Regions from separate parts of the Mus musculus genome. Here region 1 is linked to region 2. A link is a loop called in an ENCODE intact Hi-C map of the cell type or tissue named here. Cell type or tissue: gastrocnemius. All regions are shown on one strand.

Evidence for each region. Hi-C counts contacts between places; a loop is a spot of excess contacts. Peaks named below come from ENCODE experiments on the same cell type or tissue, not always from the same donor. Only the 100,000 strongest peaks of a DNase experiment are listed, where the experiment ranks them.
Region 1: a loop joins it to region 2, with 2.3 times the contacts of the local background. A loop is called at or near these places in 3 of 42 quality-filtered maps.

What each region holds. Positions count from the first base shown.
Region 1 is chr7:102,560,590-102,568,589 of GRCm38, reverse strand. It overlaps Trim21 (tripartite motif-containing 21), which reads left to right and starts at 3,108. Exons shown (of 8, transcript NM_009277.4): 1 at 3,108-3,201; 2 at 4,250-4,318; 3 at 4,465-4,896; 4 at 5,229-5,324; 5 at 6,572-6,802; 6 at 7,975-7,997. The coding sequence starts at 4,501. It also overlaps the pseudogene Gm5339. In gastrocnemius, no CTCF peak of the experiment used is centred here; a DNase peak (open chromatin) is centred at 3,044; H3K4me3 peaks cover 1,484 bases; H3K27ac peaks cover 995 bases.
Region 2 is chr7:102,510,012-102,518,011 of GRCm38, reverse strand. It overlaps the pseudogene Gm8556. Among named protein-coding and RNA genes, the nearest start is that of Gm38627, 8.5 kb to the right of the region's middle. In gastrocnemius, a CTCF peak has its summit at 4,737; DNase peaks (open chromatin) are centred at 1,082, 1,559, 4,752, 7,881 and 1 more place; H3K4me3 peaks cover 941 bases; H3K27ac peaks cover 345 bases.

The DNA of each region.
Region 1 (8,000 bases), 51 kb before region 2:
CATTGGGCAGCAGAAATTCAGCACCATGGAGGAACTTGTAGAACATTACAAACAGGCACCGATCTTTACAATGAACAAGGAGAAAAATTATATCTTGTCCAGCGTTTGTCTTGATAGTGCTCGTCAGCAGTGACTGCTACACAACTTTAACTCGTCATGTAACTGGAGACTGAGAAAGTGCTGGGCCAATTGCACTTGCTTGGAAAGTGCTGTTTCTAACTATATGAGAATTGACTATAATCCGTGAGTACTTTTGTGATAACTCAGACCATACGTATATACTACATATGCAGTGCATCTCTAGAGAAGAGTTCTTTATTCTTGGTCTTCTGTCTTACTGTTTTCTTTGCTGTTTTTCTCTTTCCTTCCGACAATGAAGGTTTTGTATTCTGAAATGAATAATTTGGTTTAAAATCTTTATATGGAAGAATTCTTTTATTGCTGTTTCTTTATTTCCTTGTAAAGATAGCCTGTTCTCTCATAGTTCCTCTTCACATAAAATTATACCTATATGGCATATGATAAAGGACATTTCTTGTAAAGTGTTCATCTTTTCTGTGACTAAATAGCAGTAATAAACATAAAATAAGAAATTTTTTAAAAAGATTTGAGTTTCCCTTCACTTCCTGTGGGAAGTGAAAGGAGGAAGTAGGTGGCTCCTGGAGGAAGTAGAAGTGCTGCCATAAATAACATATATAATAAATCATGTAATATGCTATATCATCATATATTATATTGCTTTTAGCCTGTTTTTTACTGTTTCTAAGAAAAATCTGAGCAGTTTTCTGGTGAATTTTTTACATTATTTACATTAAATATTATTTATGTTAAATAAATCAAATTTTTCTAACAAAATAAGTAATATTCCAGCATATCTGTTTTCTCTCCTACATTGTATCTACCAAGCATCACCATTTTTAACTTTGCTCCATTAAGCTCTTTCCAAAGCATTACCTGTAACCAGTAACTGTTTTATATATAATTCCTAGTAATGAGGTTATGGAAACCATCATCTTGAGTGTGCATCATCAGAACAGGTGGTCAGTAAAACTGGGCCATGACTTGTTGAGAGTGGAGGTGTGGCACCAAATTGAAAATCTCATCTATGTCTGTGTCTTAGTGAAATTAATAGATCGAGATAATGATGACGACGATGGTGATGATGATATGACAGTAACAAGAAGTGAAGCTATGGATTAGGATCCTTATTTTTAAAAAAGAAAGAAAGAAAAAGAAAGGATACAAAGAGAAGGCCTTGTCTTTGAGGAAAAGAGCAAGTCTGGAAAGACCAGTCTGCTGCTGCCTTACTTCCCATCCTCCACAACTATAAAAAAGAAAGGTATGTTTTTTTTAATGAATTACTCGATCTGTGATATTTTATTATAGGGATCAACAAAGGCTTTAACCATGAGAGTAAAGGGCTATAATTCTGATACATTGTTAAAACCAGCAAGTGGTCAGCCCTCCGTCATCCTTTTTGGTTTGGTTTGGTTTTTCTTGGTTTTTCGAGACAGGGTTTCTCTGTATAGCCCTGGCTGTCCTGGAACTCACTTTGTAGACCAGGCTAGCCTCGAACTCAGAAATCCGCCTGCCTCTGCCTCCGGAGTGCTGGGATTAAAGGCGTGCGCCACCACACCCGTCATCCTTTCTTGTCCCTCTCCCACACCCGTTGGTCCTTTCTTGTTTCCAACTGGTCCTCCTTCTGCTTCCATATTTTTGGGGGCTTCTTAAGTCACTAAATTAGAAATAAGTAGAAGAAGCTTTTCCTGTCCTGGACAAAATGTACTTGCATATCACCAGGGACAACTTGGGTTGCCAATACACACTCAAGTTAGTAGAGAATATGATTAAAACCCAAAGTATAAACATCTCACTTCACCAACACACTAATAATGTGCTAGACAATAATATCAATAGCATTAATTCTTCCCAAATAAAGACTTGGGTCATTTTGTCAGGGAGAGGGAAGTTTGAAATATCAAAGTACTATCTGTGAGTGAAGGGAGTTTGGGTCTTCAGTAGGTGGGGTCTTCAAACAATTACCAAGGTGGGAGCTGAGGCAGCTCTGAGTACAATATGTTAGTAGTCCTGTGTGCACATTATAGAGTATATATCAGCACACCCCTAGGGTGTGCATTAATCTCTCTATCCAGTGTGTAAACTGAAACAGAGCATCCTCTGGTGGTGAATAGCAAAATAGACATTGACTCTACCCTCTGCCTTATTTTGGGACCCAAGTTCTTTGCCTGCAGGAAATAGCAGCAGACCTTCCGTGGTAGAAGCAGAGTCGTTTTCTGATGTTTATAGATGTCTTCGTCCTTTCGGATGCTTGACTCTTTTTCATTCTGCTTTCTAGGACTGTTGTGCTCCAGGAACCAAGCCCCAGTACAACAGCACAATCTAGACAGTAGATGTTGCCTGGCGGCCTTTCACTAAGAGAGATCTCTTAAACAGGACTAGAAATTTCAAATCACAGAATGGTTTTGTTTCCTAAATATAATAAATAGCGAGGAAAATTCCACTGCTGTTTTTAGCGCAAGTTATAATACAATATCAATTGTCCATAAGTCTTAACTCCCTTCACTGGTACAACACATACCTTGACATCATAAAGAATAAATTTCTAGCCCCAAACTATTTGAAAAGAGCAAAATCACACAACAGAGTGGTGGGAAATGGGTATACTTCAAGTACTCTGTACAATTAATATATACTAATAAAAAACAGTGACGGTGGCGGGATCAGTCTTGGGGGAAGCTATCCATCCCTGTAGGAAACAGATGGTGACTCCTCCCTCTCCCATTCAGACCTCTTCTCTCAGAAGCTCCCAGGTAAGAAGAAAAGACCAGTGTCAAAGATCGATATCCTGTAGATTACATTCTGTTAAAGGGGACAAGGGGGCCTTAGAGAGACCCAGGAGGACAGGTACTGAGTTTTTTCCCTGCCTGTGGCCAGGAGTCAGTTTCTTGCACCTCTGACCTCTCTCCTCCCACTCTCTGCCCTGTCTCTGCCCAGTCTCCGCCCAGCCTCCGCCTTCTCTGCCTCTAACCTCCTCTTGCCACTCAACTCCTCACTCCTCCCCTTGCTCCTCCCTCTTCCTGCTAGACCTGCCTCTGAGAGGAAACTGAAAGTGAAATTTGGACTGCAGGCTTGCAAAAGCGAAGCTGGGAGCACATAACTAAAGCTGAGGACCCTGGTTAGGTGAGTGAGACTGGGACCCCTGGCCGGCCTAGGTGGGCTCTTTATCCCCACACCAGATTCAAGGAGCCTCTTCCCATCAGCACCCCACACTCGGGAATTTGCGAACCCACCTGCTGCTTCTTTTCATCAGAGTTGTCTTGTCCTAGCCCTGCAGAGCTGCCCATGCTGGCCTGTGGAAGCTGGGCTCTGAAAGTGACTTTCCTAGTGCCCTGGACTAGCTGAGACGACAGTCCTAGCAAGGGCAGGAGAAGCAGGGTGGTGACCTAGGCCAGAGGGGAGCTCAGGGAAACCCTTACCCCTTGAAGATCCCTGCTTGAGGAGAGTGCTATCCATGTAGAAATTTCTGTGGATTTAAGATACTCCACACCCTAAAGGAAGTTGAGACTAGGTTTGGAGCAGCTTAGAGAAGAGCCCAGGGAGTGCTCCCCAAAAATGTTCACCGGTGAGCACACCTGCATGTTATGTACATAGACATTTATAGAGGGGAACATATGGGCACGCCTACATTGATGCATTTGTGCACAAGTATAGTTTGCATATAAAAACATCAATATATGTGTACATACATATATAAAAACATGCATATACACACATGCAACTCTTATAACTGGGCCATATACTCTTAGACAATGTACTCCGGATAATGAATGACATCTTACATGAACCTGAGTGGGGTCGCTAATGACACACCTAGGCTGCATTGTGTTGCCTATTGCACAACCACCATATGTGCAGCCTGTCATATTTGACAAAATGTCTACTATGATGTATAGCTGCATAAACCTTGACTCCTAATGCCTGACCCCTGTGGTTTCTGCCAAGATTAATGAAGACTAGTATGAGCTAACTCTGGTTGGAATATGGAGGGTCTGTGGTGATATGGTAAATGGTCGTTACTGCCATGACTGACGTCTCTGGGCAGTAGAGGCATAAGATGACAGAAAGGAAATGGGAGACGCCTAGACAGTGAGGGTTAAGCAGGGATGGGTGTGGTGACGGTGGAGCTGTTAGCAGCGTTACCCCCACCAGTTTTCTCTGTCTCTTCTAGAAACTCGGTTTCCCCTTCTGCCTGGCTTGCTCAGTGGGTGAGGCCGGAGGAGAGGCTCCTGTCATTCAGGTTGGTGCTTTTGCCTTCTGCCTTTCCCTCCTGTGTCATCGCTTGTCCACCTTGGCATTATTTGGGGGAGTTTGGGGTTTGCCTTGCTTTTGCTTTTGTCCTACAAACTCTCATTTTTATCTCTTCGCCCCTCTGCATCTCTCAAGATTCCACGGCAGATATCACCCTCTACAACCTCAAAAATGTCTCTGGAAAAGATGTGGGAGGAGGTCACCTGTTCTATCTGCCTGGATCCCATGGTGGAGCCTATGAGTATCGAATGTGGCCATTGCTTTTGCAAGGAATGCATTTTTGAAGTTGGGAAGAATGGGGGCAGTTCATGTCCCGAGTGCCGGCAACAGTTTCTGCTCCGAAACCTCAGGCCCAATAGACATATAGCCAACATGGTGGAAAACCTTAAACAGATAGCCCAGAATACCAAGAAGAGTACCCAGGAAACGCACTGCATGAAGCATGGAGAGAAGCTTCACCTATTCTGTGAGGAAGATGGGCAGGCCCTTTGCTGGGTGTGTGCCCAGTCTGGGAAACACCGGGACCACACCAGGGTCCCTATTGAAGAGGCTGCTAAGGTATACCAGGTAAGGCCTTAGCACAGACTAAAGAACATAGCCACTTTGTCCCCCAGAATGGTGGCTGAGAAGTTGGGGGATGAAGGGATAATTTCTCCCTTCATTGAGAGGAGCTTGTGTATGGAATACAACTTTATTTCTCAGCAGCAGAGGCAAAGCCATGGGAAAGGAGTCATGCATCGTGCTTCCTCGTGGCTCCCGGGTACATTAGAAATGCAGTGGCCCAGATCCCGTTACCCATTGGTGTAACTCTGTTTTTGTTAAGACATACTAGATTTCTTCCATAGTCTTTCCATCTGCCTCCTCCAACCTGGGGACTAACCTGCCATCTTTTTCTACAGGAGAAGATCCACGTGGCTTTAGAAAAACTGAGAAAGGGGAAAGAGTTGGCCGAGAAGATGGAAATGGATCTCACGATGCAAAGAACAGACTGGAAGGCAAGAGCTGTAGGCTGGGCTGTGTCCCAGGTCTTGACCTCAAGCAAGCCTTAACCATGACTGTGCCTATCCAAGGGGCGGTAGAGTTATTATATAGGTCACTCTCCAAGACCCATCCACACACTGTGACTCCAGATAGAGAGGAATTGAAAGAAAGGAAGGAAGAGAGGAGAAGGAAAGAGAGAAGGAAAGGAAGGAGGGAGGGATAGAAGAGAGTCAGGGATGAAGGGAGGCAGAAGGGAGGGAGGGAAGAGGAAAGAAGGAAGCTTAAAATCAGATGGGATTTTCCCCAATCTGGCACAAATATCAAGAATTTCTGGAGAAAGTTTAAGGTTTCGTCATTCCTTCTGACCCTGTCTCAGGGAACAGCATAGTCAACATTAGTTTCTTGGGTCTGTGATAGGAAGTCCACCTGACCTGGTGGCTGCTTGATGGTGAGCAAGTTATTAGTCCAAAGCCTGCTAGGGACCTAAAGCCTGTCACAGTGAGAATTTGCTGGTAGAAAATGAAATGCATCTGAAACTGGGTAGGAATGAGAGGCTCACAGCCAATCACAGACCCCAAATGAGTAGCAAAAACTTGACCCTCCCAAGATGGCAAAGACTGTTTTCCTGGGACCACTGCTTTCCACCCAGGGTATCAATGGGTATGGGAACAGGTCTTATGCTCTACAACTTGCTGAGATAGTAAGACAGAGGAACTCACATGGGCGTTAGTAGCTTTTGGAAGAAAGGTTGAGAAAATATCTGGTGCCGGAAGCATGCGTAGGTGGGGGGGGGGGGGGTCTAGGGGACAGACACCACCCAAGCTTAGGAAATTTTTATGGGAAAACTCTTGATGGTCCCCAATGAAGGAGCTAGAGAAAGTACCCAAGGAGTTGAAGGGGTTTGCAGCCCCATAGGAAGAACAACAATATGAACAAACCAATACACCCAGAGCTCCCAGGGACTAAACCACCAACCAAAAAGTACCCATGGCTCCAGCAGCATATGTAGCAGAGGATGGCCTTGTTGGATATCAATGAGAGGAGAGGCCCTTGGTCCTGTGAAGGCACTATGCCCCGATCTAGGGGAATGACAGGGTCAGGAAGCAGGAGTGGGTGGGTTGGTGATCAGGGGGAGGGGGGATAGGATGAGGGGTTTTTGGAGGGGAAACCAGAAAGGGGGGATAACAATTGAAAAGTAAATTAAGAAAATATCTAATAAAAAGAAAAAAGAAAACCTCTTGTCTTCCCCTTGCCACCACAGAGGAACATTGACACCCAGAAGTCGAGGATTCACGCAGAGTTCGCACTTCAGAATAGCTTGCTGGCTCAGGAGGAGCAGAGGCAGCTGCAGAGGCTGGAGAAGGATCAAAGGGAGTACCTGAGACTCCTGGGGAAGAAGGAGGCTGAGCTGGCTGAGAAGAACCAGGCCCTGCAGGAGCTGATCTCAGAGCTGGAGAGGAGGATTCGTGGTTCAGAGCTGGAGCTACTGCAGGTGCGACCCCTGCGCAGGCACAAGGAGTACCTTGGGAAAAGCCTGCGCTATATGGAACGGCTCTTAAAAAATGTGCTTGTTGTGTTTCTGTAAACTACCTACATTATCTTTAATGTGCTCTCGTTCTGCAGGTAGTCTCACTCTTTTCCCAAAATAAACTTAAAATAATTTTTTTCCGAAGCATAGGAACTAAAATAATCATGTATTCGTACTACTATTCTTTTTTCTAATTTTTCCCATAATGATGATAGCTCAGGTTCCTAAAGGGCACACTAGTGGCCTGCCAGGCTCAGGTTAGTACCGCTGCAATCTCACTCCATGGAAGAGAAAATGTTAATGGAATTAGTGGGAGATTCCCGTTAACTTACATCAGTTTATCTAAGTAGTAAGAGGCAGAAATTAAGATGACAGATTGTGTTTTAGAGTCAGTTCATACTCTAAAGTTGCATCCATTGCATCCACCCTTGGTATATTAGCCTGGTGTTGGGACACTCTAGGTTTCTTTTCTCATACCTGTGTCACTGTCTCAGTCAGATGCATACAGACATTTCTTTCTGCTTTGTATAGAAAAACTGATTGTATTGGTTTGACTTGGCAGGCTTCCTCTTGCCTGTCACTGAACTGAGCTTCCTGGTGCCTTTTTAAGGAGCCTAGGAGGCTGCCAGTTCAAATGTTATGGCTGTCACTGCCTGAGAATGAATAGTCTCACTTGAACTCACTCTAAATAGTGAAGAGGATTAGCCACAGCACAGGACAAAGCTTTTAACCAACTAGCCATTCCTCCACAAACAGTTCAAGCCCAAAAATAGCAGGGAACCTCTCTGGACATCTACCTAAGCCATTCTCTGCCTGAAGCTACCTCCCGGCTTCAGTCGGGTTCTGTTGTTTATCTTCCTCTTCTACTGGCTCCATGGCCAGCCCCGCTCCTCCAAGAACCCAGCCCTTGTAAGTCTCTTTCTCTGTCAGTCTTTAAATCCCTGGTCATGGCTAAAGGCCATAACCACGTTGGCTTCCTAGATATTCTGTGAGCCATCACATGCCATTTCTGGTAACGGTTTGTCAGAGTTATCTTTGGGGCCTTACCCAAGGGCGATGTCACATGGCCCCAGGAATGGCATCTCAGTGGTCAGTCAGAAACTCCAGAGTTGACTGTCTGTCTCTTCTCTCCTCAGGAGGTGAGGATCATCCTGGAAAGGTA
Region 2 (8,000 bases):
GGTGCTCCGGTGACTCTCACGCACCTCCCTCTGCTTTCTCTGCCTTTTCAATCAGACCACACTTCCCTACTGTGAAAAAGAAAGAATAATCTCCAGTATGCACAAAGGAACACAAACAGGGGGAGCTTGGCAAGACCGTTCTCTTTGTATAAAGAGTGAACCACGACCCAGAGTGGGCTAGCAAGCATCTTTGGCCAAGACAGCTTCTTTGTTTTATCCCTGACGTTAATGGTGACTGTCTCTTACGACATTTGTGGATGTTGAACTTCACAATGAATCCTTGTCTGAATAACTACCTTTGGAAGAACAAAGGTGAGACATGCATATATGGCTTTGCCAAGGAAGACCCACCTAGGGAGGGGAAACCTGGACTCTCCACACTGCCTGCCTTAGTTCAGGCTCTCCCTATTCCAGTATCCGCAGGGCACTTCCACAAGCTGTAGAGACTCAGTATCAGGCCATTCAAGCTTCTACTCTCTACTATTCTCATGTTCTTCCAGGGTTGGCAGAAGGGATATTCCCTGCTAGAGTTACCACAGGAGTCTCAAATAGCATTTGGGGAGACCTTAGCAATGGGGATTCTGAGAAAGCAGGCTATAATATTGAGGGAAAGTAGGAAAAAGACTCCTGGCATCAAAGGGTTGGCAAGACCCATATGTGAAGTTATAACTGTAGACTCCCTACCAGAAGCAGGTCATGGTGTGCACAGGACCGGCTGTGGTGCTTCATTAACAGAGCCTGCAGGCTCCTGGGAGAATTCTGCCCAGTACAGAACCACCTAGGAAAGACTCTAGGGAAATGCCAGGGATGGAAGCCAGCCTTCCCAAAACAGTCTTTTCATGTGTTGCCTGCTCTGCCAGAGAAGGCACAGAGCCAGAACAAGCCGCAGAGATATTAGCTGTGGCAGGAACTGATCAATGGAAGCAGGGACCTCAGCCTGCCAGCTGCCAGAGTGTAGAGGCAGCCACGGTCCCAACAGGACTCAGCTCCCAGGAGCGGTGTGGAGAGCTTGTGCCAGGCAGAGAGGTGGAAATGCAAGAAGGGAGCAGTTTGCTGCTCTCCTCATGGGCCACCTGTGAGAGAAGTGCGTGGAAGCCTTGGGAGCCCCCTGGGAGCTAGGTTTGGCACTCACAACCCTCTCTGCAGGAAATGAGAAAGGTAATAGGCCTGCCAATTTGGCCACTTGAAAGACCAAGTGGCAAGAATGGAATTCCCCCTGCTTCCGGCTCGTCCCTCTGTCCAGGGGTGATCATCAGCACACAGCCATGTGCTATATAGCAACATTTCATTCAACACCAGACCACACACACAACAGTGGTCCCATAAGATTATAGGAACCAACAGTCCTGCTGCCGAGTGCATCCTATGATAAGGAGTACAGCCCACTACTCATACGAGATCCTGAGCTAATGAAACTGAGCTGTCAGTTGGATAAAGGCCTAACACATGCAGTCACATGCAGGAAGGACTGCATACTCATAATACCCAGGTAGTGCGCCACCAGGAAGGGTCCTGGAGGAGTGCCAGGAATAGAGGCACACGGTCTCTCCTCACACAAGCCTGCTCTGCCAGGGAAGGCTCTGTGCCAAGACAGGCCACAGGGAAATTAGCTGTGGCAGGAACTGGCCAAGGGAAACAGGGACCTCAGCGTGCCAGCTTCCAGAGTGCAGAGGCACCCACAGCCCAGCAGGACTCAGGTCATGGAAGTGGTATAGAGAGTTGTGCCAGGTATAGCAAAGGAGGCTTATGTATTAAATACAATATACTTTTAAACATGTGTATGTAGTCACGCGTGGCTACAGTATGGGTGGAGGTCAAGGTGTGGCCACAGCCTTGTGTGAAGGTCAAGGACAACCTTGGCTATCAATGGACTAGCCAGCACAGAAGCCTTCAGAAACTGTCCTGCCTCCGCCTCCTATCCAAGATTCCATAGAAGCCCTGGAGTTCAGACGTGCTCTGACCCCAGTAATCTTACATTAATTTCAGGGAACTCCTGATAGAAGAAACTAATTTAAGCAGTACTCAGCATCACACCTACAGTTATGCTTTAGCATAACTCTGGGTTGCATCTGGGATTCTCCAGTGCTTGACTTCATACCACACTCTGCTCAGCATGGCCTTGGAGCAGTAAGAGATACAGCTGGGGTATACCCGACTATACCAACCACCTAAGCTTCCGTAAGTACACTGCAATATTCACACAGCAGTGAAACCGCCTTAAAGAGAAATGTCTTGACATACAGCCCCATTGTCAAGCAAGTTGTGCTTGTACCACACAGATGACACACACAGTGCACAGTGGAGGAGAGAGTTGCCACAGGCACAGGTAAGAGTGATCTGAGGATGACAGAGATACATTAAAAATACAGAGTCAAGTTCCTCTGTAAATCAGCATCCCACACCCTGAGGCTGGCCAGCACATTCAAAAGGAAATTGGAAACAGCTCAGAAAAATAACAGTATTTTGAAGAAACAAAGGTAATGAATGGAAAGAGGGCTTTGCATAGCAGCAAAGGTTCCCTACCCTGCTCCCATAGGTAGGAACACCAAAGGGCAAAGAACTCAGGACCCTTAACTTTCACTGGATTAAACTCTTGGTTTTTTAAATAAAAGACAAGGTTACAGGGCCAGATTGCCAAGCCCTATGTCCAGATCGAGCTAAAACTAATCAGGCTCAAAATGGCTACACAAAGGACAAAAGAAAAGTGTGAACGGGAGAAAACCGCATCCGGTGAAATGTCCTTTGTAAATCATCCAAATCAACTCTGATGTCAGACACTCTGTCAGAGCAAAATCACATCTGCTCTTAATTAACCCTGATTCCGGAAAGCGACAGCTGAACTATAGATAAGACCTCAGTGAGGGGTCTGTAACAGTTTCCCGGTTTCTCTGACCCTTCACTGCAGCCGGTAGGCATCTGATGGATAACTGAGGCAGATAAAAGCTGGCCACTTCTGTCTTTATACTGTGTCTGTCCCTGTACTCTCTTAACACTTGTGAGTCAGACCCTGCTCAACTCTGCATGTAGACATGTCGATCACTTAAAATGTTTATTTTCCCAGATGAGAATGCTAGCACACACATTTAATTCCAGCACTCAGGAAGGAGTCAGAGGCAGGTGAATCTCTGTGTTCAAGACCAGCCTGGTCTACAAATTGAATTCCAGGACAGCCAGGGCTACACAGAGAAACCCTGTCTTGAAAAACCGAAAGAAAACTTTTTTCCAAAATTGTAATTTAGAGTTATCTTAATCTGTTTGCTGTTTCGAGCTTCGTATGTGTTTATTGGCAACTGAAGGACATACAGTTTGATCATATGGCCCATACCAAACCTGAGGCTACTATCCCTGTACATGGCAATGAACTGCTCAGCAGTTCTGGTTTCAGTTGGAACTGTAAGCCTGCAAACCCTCAGGCCAGATTGTACCCAGGAAGGAAAGCACCTCCACTGTGCCCATGAGCAATGGGAAATTAGCAAGCATTATTCTACCCCACCTCCAGATCAATAAAGGCTTACTGCCCTTGATCTGTGAGCAGCCTGATACCTGCCTCCAGTAAACTGAAGTCAGGCAACTGGAGCTGGTGGCTCAGGAAAGGAGCCTTGCCCAGCTCCACAATAAATGCCTGAGTCTCACTTCTACTGTTCCCACAGACCAGTAACTTCCTCTTTTTCTGCAAACTCAGAATAGGGCGCTCACCAGGCATTTAATCTGCCAGCACCCGAGTCTTGAAATACTCAGCCTCCAAAACTGTGAGAGATGAATGATAGTGAGCCACTGGGTTTGTCGTGGCCAGCAGAGCAGACGAGGTGCTATCCTCAGACAGACATTATCCCTCCCCAACCCAGTCTGACAGAAGCACAGACATTGAAATCCCTGCGTGGTGGACTTCAGGTCTGAGATTAGCTTGTAGCACTATTGCTTTCTAGTCCGAAGGGACAAAGACACCGAACTGGGGGGAGAGGGACAGCTCTGCGGTAGATCCACACCCTGCACTGTAGAGAACAGAAAGACACAGGAAGCACTACCCTATGAGTGTTGATCCTAGCAAGTGAGTTCCAGAGAATTTAGCCCCTTTTCAGAGTCATGGCCATCCCAAGTAGGCCTGGGTTCTCTGATGGGGCTAACAATGCCAAATACAGGTTTAAAGACTGGAGGAGGGAAGGGGGGAGAAGGGGTGTAGAGGTTGGGCTTTTGTTTCTTGTTGATTTGGTTGTTGTTTTGTCAGCGGTGGGGGTCGTTTAGTTGGTTGGTTTTGGTTTGGTTTTGCTTGTTTATTGATGCCAGATCTCCTGTATCCCAGGCTAGTATCAAACTTGCTGTGTAGTCAGGGTTGACTTTGAACTTCTGATCTACCTCCACCTCTGCATTGCAAGCACGTGCCTCCACACCCTAATATGTGATCTTTTGACATCCTAATTTTAATTTTCCCTTGGTAAGGAGAAGAGAAAGATTAACTGGATTTAAGCTAGAACACAGCTGAGCATTGAGAAACACAGCCTGCTGCCAAGTAATAAATAAAGCTGAAAAAGTGAGGTGCCCGGGCATGTTCACCCAACATCAGCTTTCCCTACTGCTCCATCAGCCCCCGCCTGGTTCCAAGTTTATCGAGTTTATTTTAAAAGCTTAGAGAGAAGAATCGGGAACGATGTTTGGTCGTGGAGGAAACTGAGCGCACGGGTGTCTTCCAGTTTCGCGCTCACCCTACAGGCTCGTTCCGTGGACTCGGGCGCCCCCACGCGGCGGCACGCACAAGCCTCGGGCGCCCGGGTCCTGGTGACAGAGCCACCAGGCACCGCGCTCCCAGCTCACAGCCTTCGGCCGCCCTCAACCCCGCCGCTTCCCACGGGCCTCGTCAGAGCATGGGGACTTAATGTTTACGAGATCGCCAGGCTCCCGCGGGCCGCTGTGGCGACAGCCAGCCCGCGGCGCTAACGAGCCCCAGCGGAGCGCCGCGGAGGCCCGGCTTTGGCAACCTGGCGCAAGCCTGCCGTGGCCGCCTGCAAGCAAGCTCCCAGTGCCACCCACGGAAGCCGAGGTCGCCACAGCCACACCAACGAGTGGCCAGGGAGACCGAATCTAGGGTTTCCGGTGTTTTGCTGGCCCGATCTCCAGATCCACCCCTCCCGGTCCATTCAAAAGCCTTGACCACTGAACCCTAGACCCTGGCCCAGTAATCTCTCCCCAGTGACCAGTGGTCAGGCGGAAAAAGGAGAGAGAGTAATCATTATATCTCATCCTGGGGTGTGTTCAACTTATTCTCCAAACTGACAGCGCTGGGGGTCACCTACTAACTTCTGGGCAAGAGCCACACATCAGAATGAGGATCAATCATGACTTGTCCCCAGAAGAGAGTGAAAGGCTCACATTTACAGTCTGTGTGCCAGGAACTGTGAAACTACTTACATTAATTTCCTCAGTCCTAACAACACTGCGATAGGCCCTGTTGTACATACACAGTTGTTCGCATTTCAGAGAAGGAAACTGAGACCTAAGCCCACATGGTGACCCTGAGACCCAGAGACCGATTGAGGCAAAACAAAAGCTCTCCGAGCTTGGCTCGGTTAAAGACCATCCTCCACTACGTAATCAGTTACAGTAGAGGCTAGCCTGGGCTATGTGAGACCCTGCCTCAATTTTTTTTAAGGTGAAGAGAGCCTTGCATTTTTCCTAAGTATCTTCCAGGACACACACACACACACACACACACACACACACATATACGCACGCACGCACGCACGCACGCACTACACAGGAAAAAGCTCCATGGCCCTGCAAGTTGAGAACCACTTACTTAAGCTACCCTCCTCAGCTTTGGGGAGTAGTAGCTGACAATTTCTTTTAATCAGTTGGAGTCTTTCCGAGGGGGACAGATGTTTCTCTTGGTTTAAGTCTGGGTTTTGATGCTTACCATAGCAGAACTTCCTCTTTCAACATACACTAGCATCCTGTGGCACTGTCTGACGGAGTATACTTTGGGATACGTCTCAAATGTTCATAATGACAACATTTTCTGGCCATTTTCCTGTGCACTAAGCACCATCGCATGTGCCAATCTACCCCTTAAAACTCCCTGGATAACTTGGGGGGAGAGAGAAAAATTCAGAGCTGAGAATGCTATGGGTGGTAACGAAAAGCTTCCGGGCTGAGGGCTGGGGGCATTGCCACACTTGCCTGCTACTGTCATTCTCCCATTTTGCAGAATGAAACTGATGTGCAGAGCCATGACATCACTTTCTCTAGGTCATAGTCACGCTAGTGAGTGGACCGGGACTCAGGCATGGTGTGGCCAGGCCTGTGCTGGTACTTAGGACAGCCTCCATGCTGCCCCTCCACCGTACTTGCAGGGTTAGGGTCCTCATCTCAGGGCTGAGTCCTCATGAAAGCTAGTTTTCTGTGAGAGGGTCTCTTCTCCTTCAAGGGCCTCCCCCTTCTACCTGTCCGTCAAAACCACCATCACAGACACCCCCGTAGGTGAAGAAATGGGCACAAGATTTGAGTTTAAACAACTCCTTGTTGGATTCTGGCACCACTGTTTACAGTCTGGTTGACTTTAGGCAGCTAATTTGGCCATCAGTTGCACTGAGGAGAATCTAAGCAACCTCTGCTACCTTATGGGACCTGAGGTGGACTGAGGTCATCATTGTGAGAACTCAGTAAACCCTGTTTCACACCTTTCATACTTCACTCTGGGAACTCTTCCCTGACTGTCTCCACCCCATCTCTCTACAGGGGGCTTGAGGCTCCTCTGCTAAGGGAGTACCCCACCTCAGCTTGCCACACCCTTGATCCTGAAATAATGGCCCTGTGTATCTGAATCCTCCAGTAAAAAATACCTCCAAGGGCCAGCCTGTTCACTGCTGTATCTGCAGGGCCTAGTACCACCAACATTGGCACACAGTAGGATTTCACTTGATGCCTGGTGGATCAGTGGCTGGATCCTAGCAACTGGAAATATGGTTATTGAAAACCCACCATGCCAAGGCCCAGTTCCAGCATTCCACATGGACCCTAACTCATTTAATAAAACTAGCATCTGAGAGGAATGCTAATATTTTCTTATTTGGAGAAAGAGAGGCACGGGAATGTACCCAATAAATAATGGAGAAAGGACGTATGCCCGGTTTCGCTTTGGAGGCTGCAAATGGGTACACAGATGAATGCCTGCCTAGCTTCACTGAGATGGGCAGCCATGCAAGTCTTGCCTCTCCTGTATCTCCTCCCATCTGTGCAGTGAGGGATGGACCTGGTTACAGACGGGGCCCTTGGTTTTCTGGAGGCTTAGGGAACATTGGGAGAATAAAAAGAGACACTTGGGCTAAAGGAGACCTTAAAACAGCACAGTCACTAGGTCAACCCAGCTTGAAGCAGAGAGTGCAATGGCCAGCAGGGCAGGAAGCCCACACCCGTGATTATGAGCACCCAGGTCAGAGCTGGCTCTAGTTCAGTTTATCTGCAGCAAAGAAAGGTCAGAGTCAAGGTCACAGCAGGGCTAAGGACAATAACAACCACTGCTAAATAACCAGCTCTTCAGTGTGTGTGATGTCATCTGGTCCTCACGTCAACTCTGTGACTGTTATTGCTAAGAATGATGGTCTGAGAGGCCTGAGCCTGCACCAGAGTCACATGTGGTCACTGTTGATTGATAGATCCACTAAGATCTTTCACACACTAAAAATCACTCTATCTCTTTAAGCCGAGAGGAGGCAGGGCCCAAGGGTCATGCCTGCGCAACTGGCAGGCAAGTAAGAGAAGTAGCCACTTTGCTCATTAAAAGTTTGGCCAGGCAAGCAAAGTGGGCACCTGGGGCAGATGGGACTCCCTGAGATGCAGGCCTCAGCTGGACCAGGCATTAGGCCCAGGCTGCTGTAATTGGGCCCCAGGTGCCCTGCTGAGTCTGTGTCCTCATGGGGAGACTAAAGGAGACACCAAGGTCCAGTTCATTATGGCTTAATTAGTGGTAAATCACTTGGCAGCCTCGGGGACACTGCAACGAGCTCAGA